2 separate regions of the Homo sapiens genome follow, and region 1 is linked to region 2. Evidence: chromatin contacts called from ENCODE Hi-C or POLR2A ChIA-PET data. All regions are on one chromosome and are shown on one strand. The core of a region is the stretch at or near the end of the contact, and the rest is flanking DNA. Distances in the headings are between cores, read along the strand shown.

The links. Hi-C counts contacts between places; a loop is a spot of excess contacts on that map. ChIA-PET counts read pairs that join two places held with the same protein, here RNA polymerase II (POLR2A). Pooled maps may share reads with other maps.
Region 1: a loop to region 2 is called in a map with no recorded cell type, with 4 times the contacts of the local background. The contact joins the enhancer-like site here to the promoter of RSPH4A in region 2. A Hi-C loop is called at or near these places in 1 of 168 maps with a recorded cell type or tissue (endothelial cell of umbilical vein), 3 of 37 single-sample maps with no recorded cell type and 10 of 50 pooled maps. POLR2A ChIA-PET finds 5 or more read pairs at or near these places in 1 of 52 experiments (A549).

What each region holds. Positions count from the first base shown.
Region 1 is chr6:116,972,595-116,976,527 of GRCh38, forward strand. No RefSeq gene overlaps it. Among named protein-coding and RNA genes, the nearest start is that of RFX6, 97 kb to the left of the region's middle. Within about 2 kb of position 1,582, at least 2 of the 41 ENCODE cell types and tissues checked have a DNase peak (open chromatin) inside an H3K27ac peak, as active enhancers do.
Region 2 is chr6:116,614,561-116,618,295 of GRCh38, forward strand. It overlaps RSPH4A (radial spoke head component 4A), which reads left to right and starts at 1,919. Exons shown (of 6, transcript NM_001010892.3): 1 at 1,919-2,749. The coding sequence starts at 2,064. RefSeq lists enhancers at 1,969-2,068, 2,119-2,238.

The sequences.
Region 1 (3,933 bases), core at 332-2,831, 360 kb after region 2:
CAAAATATTTAACTACATTATTTTAAGCCAACATTATTTGAAACTACAGACGAACAACTCCAAAAACATTACCATAATAAATAACATTTCATTTTTGATGAAAATTGGGAGAAATATTTCAAGATTTGGCAAATAGTATTAATTTTTTAAAAAATAACATGAGTTGTCAGCATGATTGATTTCCAATCCTAGAGGTTCAAAGTGTACAAAGTTGGACAAGATCAGGAAATAATAGAAAGGAATGTATTTCATAAGCCTGTGTCAGTGTCTGAGAATAATTTGAAGATGTTTGCTGTACTGATTAGATTCGGCAGATGGGAGAATTCTTGAGTCAATAACCCAGCCTGATTTTATACAAAGATTCTCACTTCCTGAAAACTTATGAAAGGACATTATATATTTTTAAAGGCTTTACCTCCAGTCTGCATTATATATGAGTGGGGTTCCTATCATAAGATGGCAGAGAATGTAGTTGATCTAATAAAGATTAGGTTGAAAAAGTGATTATTCCCTAAACCTTTTCAGGGTGGAGAGAGTATGGGTGTCAACTTGGTGGAGTGCTGTTTGAGAAGTAGCATTAGGTTTACTTAAACATGGATTTTATGGCACCATATGGATCAAATCTTTCTTCCGTCTACTTTCACTTGTTGTCAATACATACGTTTAAAAAGTAAGAACTCTTCTAAGAACTGAAAAGTCCCACAACAGAAGTCTATTTATCAAGGGCCTCATTTTACAATGAAACTTATCTGTCTCGTTGTTCTGAGTACTGTAAAAATCTAGTTATTTAAAGAATCAATGCAGCAAACCCAGAAATAGTAACTTTTTTATATTCATATATGTATAGTCATTTGGATATAGAAACCAACTTTATACACACACGTAAACATACACACATACCCTCACCAATGGACTTTGGGCTTTAATAACATGATGTTTCTATTAAAATTTAAGTTCCATCCACACACTATGCCAAAAAGTCTCATTAATGTAAAAATGATCATTCAACAACATAGCCTCAAAATTCACAAACACTGCAGCTTTTTACTCCAGAGGTCCTTATATAGATGGGCAAGACTTCTCTTCACTGCAGATATTCCACTGCATCCTTGTAAGACTTGAACTAGACATATATAAGATTATAAACTAGTTATACCCACATTTATGTAGTAGAAATTTGTTTAAAGCACAGTGAGAAAGGCAGCAAAGACCAAAGACACCTCCCCTCTTATAAATAATATTTCTCTTCTTAGGTAAAATAGATTTGTACCTGATCTTTCTAGCGAAAATACTTTTCATCTCTAAAGATGCCAAACTGCCTGTGTTGTGCTCATTCTTCAGCGTGTATGAATGAAAACAAGATAAAACATGGTGTTAACAGATAGCAGAAGAGCCTTGCTCGTAATGGTGCAAGGACAATGAGCATTCCTAATCCCATGCTTGGAACACTCTGCTGCCCCCACATCTGCTGGTCTCCTTTCCTATAGTCATGGGAGCTATTTGGCCATTTTGCTTAAGCGCACACAAGTCAACTGATTCCCCAGTCCCTTTGCCACAGGCCTGCAAGCGTAGGATGGAAAACAATTTCAACATTCGCTGCTTGGACTGCCGCCCTTAGAAGCACATTTGTTGTTCATACATGGTCTTTTGGCTGCCTTCTTTCCCAGCCATCTGTTAAAGGAGACATTGTGCCTGCTCTGATGGGATGGTGCCACTATTTCTAAGAGACTCACAAAGTGTATGTGTCTTAACTACCTGGGCTTTACAAATTTCAAAGCACATTTACTGATTGGTATTGAATTTTAAAAGCAATGCATAATATTTGTTGGTTTGAAAAAATCATTATTAAAGACTATTTCTTAAAGCAGTTTTAGGTTAGCAGTAAATTGTGAGGAAGGTTCCCAGATATGCCAAATATCCCTTCCCCTACACATACATTTTAAAACTCTGTAGAGCTGAGAAATAAGTAAGGGCTACATTCTGTGTCCAGATAACTTGTGAAATTCCCAAAAGAACTATCCAGATCTCCTTTTAGTGGGGGCAGACAATGATATTGAATGCTGCTTTTTCCATGATTGAATGCAGGATATAAATACAGCTGTATGCATCACTGCTTTCTCCTTTCATGTGACCAGCTCTGAGAAAACAGTGACTATACACCTGTTATCCTCTTATCCTCAGGGCTACACATGTCTCATCAATTCACAGAGCTCGTTTATACACTCGGAATAGTTGATTTGTGTATCATTGATTATGCTTCAGTCCATGAGAGCCAAATTTTCATTGGCAAGCCATATTAGCACTGAGAGTTCATGTATGTGGTAATAGATTTGCTCTATGACATTCCCAAGGACTGGGATTGCCTTTCCAAAGACGGTTGGGTTGAGCTTTTTGTAGCTTTCAGCTTGTACATTTTTGAAGTTTGCCATTTCCCTTTTCAAGTTTCCGATGTGCTTTTCCCCAGATTCCTAAGCATTCCCAGGCAGAGTCTGAGCCTGTCCCCAGGTCTCTGTCAGGTTTCATCTTTCCACTGGATAGGTCATCATGTTTTGCAGCCAGCTTGTGTATCCTTCTGCACTTGGCTGATGACCATTTCACATATTGACATCTGGATCGGAAAGCAAAGCTAATTTGGGAAGCAAGACTAACAAAGCCAGCCAAATACCACCTGAATGAACTCTAGCACTGACTCAAACAATAAAAATTGTTATTGTGTGTGATTACCACCAAATTTTATCATTTCTAAGTCTTGTTCCTCCAAAATTCCAGTTAAAGTAATAATTTCTTAACTGAGACTAACACATTAAAAGAATAATCTAAAACCATGTATTTTTTTGGTAAAGGATTACCAAATTTATAGTATTGTGTTCATGCTCAGGACTAGATGATTATTATTTATCTTATATAGAAAGTAGAATCTATCATCTTTTTAACAAACAGATGTGGTAGGTGATGAAGATACATTATCTCACTTCATCCAGGGGGATTTTGTTCAGGTGATGGGTAGCTGTAAGTGAAGTGGTTGCATATTGTGTGAAGAGCAGTCCTCATGCAGAGTGCCAGGCTAGGCAGGGAAGATCTAGAAGAGGAGTAACTGGGTGGAAAGGGCAAACAGCAGAGGGAAGTTCTCATGAGCTGAACAGTGGTAATGGGATAGCAAGCAGTGAAATGAGCTCACTGACCAGTTCAGGAGAGTGTAATAGGCGCCTTGTAACTGAGGATGAGCAATCTGATCTCAGAGCCCCATGCAACAGGAAGCTATGACTGGTTCTGTGTACTGGGCTAGGGTGTGGTAATCGAGACTACTTATGATCTGTTTGTGTTCCCCCCAAACTAATATGTTAAAGCCCAATCCCCAGTGTAACGGTATTAAGAAGTGGGGCCTAATCAGGTAATTAGGTCACAAAGAGAGAGCCCTCATGAATGAAATTAATTCCCTTGTAAAAGAGCCCCCAGAGAGGTCACTGTAACTTTTTACCATAACTTCACATGTCCCTTCTGCCATGTGAAGTTACAGTGAAAAGACTGCCATTTATGAATCAGGAAATGGGTCCTCACCAGACACGGAGTCTGCCAGTGCCTTTATCTTGGACTTACCAGTATCCAGAACTGTGAGGAGTGTTTGTTGTTTCTAATCCACCCAGTTTACGGCATTTTGTTATAGCAGTTTGAATGGATTAAGACACGAATTAAGGCTTAGGCTGAATGTAGCCTAAAAAATTACATCACAGTGGGACAGAGCCTAGGAAGGCTTACGGCTGATTGCAAACCTGAGGTGTTCTAGCCTACAAATGGGTAGTTAACTGCCTCTGACAGTGAGCTCTGAGAGAGAAGCACCATGTATATCTTTCTTGTACATCATTACGTTTCCAGGGTTGAACACAGAACCTAGCACAGTCATATACTGCATAGTGATGTTTTGGTGAACTATGG
Region 2 (3,735 bases), core at 669-3,168:
CTAAACTGGAGAGATAAGCAAGCTATGTCTGTTCCTTCATGCGTTCTTTCTCCTGGCCCTACTACCCTTCTCTGGCTTGTCTTTTTTTCTTTTCTTTTCTTTTTTCCTTTTCTTTTCTTTTTTCTTTTTCTTTTCTTTTCTTTTTCTTTCTTTCTTTTTTTTTTTTTTTTGACACAGGCTTTTCTGACTCCAGCCTGGATAACAGGCTGTCGTCCAGGCTGGAGTGCAGTGGCACGATCTTGGCTCACTGCAACCTCCGCCTCCTGGGTTCAAGCAATTCTCCTGCCTCAGCCTCCGGAGTAGCTGGGATTACAGGCACTCGCCATAATGCCCAGCTAATTTTTGTATTTTTGTAGAGATGCAGTTTCACCATGTTGGCCAGGCTGGTCTCAAATTCCTGACCTCAACTGATCCACCTGCCGTGGCCTCTCAAAGTGCTGGGATTACAGGCATGAGCCATCTTGCCTGGCCCTCTGGCTTGTCTTTCAAAGAAAAAACACAAAAGTGCTGGGATTACCTGGTGAAAAAAAGACAAACTGCTTGGATTACAGGTGTGAGCTACCACACCTGGCCCTCTGGCTTGTCTTTCAAAGAAAAAAAAAGCCTCCATTACAGCTTGCCAGCTGCAAGGGAGAAATTAAGGGGGAAAAAATGCTAACTTCCTCAACTCTTGCACCAATTACCAAAAAACCCCAGAATTTATTGTTCTAGTTTATCTTAATGTTCTGTTTTTAGAAATCCAAGCATTCTAAATCCCAGACATTTGACTTTAAAGAGTCTCTGTACCAGCAGAAGTTATATTCAACATTTTGTGTGTGTGCACACAGTTTTTATCAAATTATTTTAGTCTGTGATTCCCTCACCACACTGAATGGAGGAGTATTATGTTCTTCCATGAAGTTAGAATTTAGAGCAACATCTTGCTAAATAGAAGCTATATCAATGTAAACTGTCAAATGCCAAGTATTTGTTGGTATATTTAGAAAGAGAAAGAAATACAAAACAATTAACATTAAAGACTTTAATTAATATATGGTTTATAGTTAAGTCCAGATATGGTCCAATCTTCTATACCTTCTTCATATTGGAGACTGTATACTATAAATGAATAGTCATAATCTTGAACTTAAATCATTGCAAAATTATGCATTTACATTTACATTATCAAATAAAAATTATATTATGCCAATATAGTTTAGTGTTAATTTGAATTTCAATTATTAGAAAACGGGTAACCCATGAATTGCCTATTTATAGGTTTTCTGCATTGCCTTCTCAAGTATAATATTCTGCCTAATCACCAGGAGATTCCTTATAAGCAGGAAGAACAAAACTCAGGACTGCTTTGTCTATTCTCCGAGTCTTTAGAGTTGGTTGGTTGTAGCTGATGCACGCTAAATGTGAGGCTTGGGGTCTCCTGGTCAGCACACTGGGGTCCCATTGTTACCTGCACCTCCGAGATTACCAAGGTCAGTCTCTTCCTCCCTCTCTACCCCTCACTCTCCTCTCTCCCTCCCTCCCTTCCTTCCTCCGTTCTTTCCTTCCTTCCTTCTCTCTCTCTCTCACACACACACACCCTCCACACACACGCTTCATGAATACACTGTCCCTCCACTAACGCACGACTCGCTCCTCACAGCACAACTTGGATCAGTCTCAGACCCCTAAAGGTCTCTCGCATGGGGTCGCCATTCTTCCTACTTTGTGCTCAAGGCGCAGGATCTGGAGTTCTCGGTTTCCAAGCAAGACTGGTCGAGTCTAGGTCGGATTGGCTGCGATAGAACGAGGGGCAGGGGTTGTACCGAATCACAAAGCTAGGATTTTCATCTCTCTCTCTCGTTCTCTCTTAGTCTCCGCCCTCGAATCCTGGCAACAGGCGCGGTGAGTTTTTCTGAGAGGAACCCGGCCTGGGGTTGCTATGGAGATAGGACGCAGCAACTCACAGAGCAACCAGGACCCAGAAATCGCTTAAGAGACCGCGGCAAAGTAACTTAACTGAGTTGCCTTCTTCCATATTTTCACGCCCCTTTCATCCAGAACATTTTTTTTCTTGAACTGCTTCCATGGAGGACTCAACCTCCCCGAAGCAAGAAAAAGAAAACCAAGAAGAACTAGGGGAAACAAGGCGGCCATGGGAAGGAAAGACAGCAGCTTCTCCCCAATATTCTGAGCCTGAGTCGTCTGAGCCCTTGGAGGCGAAGCAGGGGCCAGAAACTGGACGCCAGTCCCGAAGCAGCCGTCCTTGGAGCCCGCAGTCTAGAGCCAAGACGCCTCTGGGTGGCCCCGCGGGACCAGAAACATCATCACCTGCTCCTGTCTCTCCGCGGGAGCCCTCTTCCTCTCCTTCTCCCCTGGCTCCGGCCAGACAAGACCTCGCGGCACCACCTCAGTCGGACAGGACCACGAGTGTGATTCCTGAAGCTGGGACACCTTATCCTGATCCTTTGGAACAATCATCTGATAAAAGAGAATCAACTCCTCATCACACAAGCCAGTCAGAAGGAAACACCTTTCAACAGTCTCAGCAACCCAAACCCCACCTGTGTGGACGAAGGGACGTGAGCTATAACAACGCTAAACAGAAAGAGCTGAGATTTGACGTTTTTCAGGAGGAAGACTCAAACAGTGACTATGATTTACAGCAGCCGGCGCCTGGGGGCTCTGAAGTGGCCCCCAGCATGCTTGAGATCACCATTCAGAATGCTAAGGCTTACCTGCTGAAGACTAGCAGCAATTCGGGCTTTAATCTGTAAGTCTCAGAGGGAAAAAAGATAAATGTTTGGCAAAGCAAGAGGGTGTGTGAGTATCTCTGTGTGAGAGTGTGTTTCTGTGGGTGAATCAAAATATATTTGAAAGATTGTGTTAGTAAAAGAGAGTTAATGACATAACTCTGGATCACATGACTCAAAACAGGTCATTAATGGAGATTCTTGTACCTTCTTTTTCTTAACCTTTTTTTTTTTTTGTCCTTTTCCTCCAGCTTCTTTAAAGACCCTAGGCACACAACAAAATAAAACTTAGGAATTATGGAATCTCGGGCTTGAAAAAGACCATAAAGACCATAAAGTCCAAGCATCTCTCCAGGATGCTTGTGAAAAATAATTGTCTACCAGTGAAAGCAATCACGTCTCTCATCTGTAGATGCTATTGCTTGCATGGCTTTTGAGTTCCCAACCCAGGCAGTGCTAGGGTGACCACCATCTCAGTTTGGCTGAGCGCTGAAAGTTCTTTATCCTAAGAAACCCCTTAGTCCTCGCAAACTCGGAGAATTGGTCACTATACAAGCTACCTGGAACACATGCCATTTTATCCAAGTCTCTTAAAATGTGATGATCAATAGTCTACATATGTTCTGCCCATCCCATTATAGCTTTAATTTTAGAACTTATGACATGTATAGATTTCTATAGATTTTTGCTTCCAGAGTTACATAATGATAGGGTCAGTAGAATTTTAGGGCTAGAAGGGCTTTTGGAAAACATCTAATACAACTCATTTGTTTTTGTAAATGAGGAGACCAAGTCATGGAGAACCTAATTTGCTCAAGATTCCAGTGGCTAACAACACTTACCGACTCTTACCTCTCCCTCCATCACTAAGCTCTAGCCCCATGGCTGTTCCCTCTGCCCAGAAGGCTTCTTTTCTAAGTCTTTGGCTGGCTGGCTCCTCATTCTTCAGAACTCAGCTTCCATGGAACACTACTAAAAAGCTTATTCTTTTCCTTCATAGCATTTA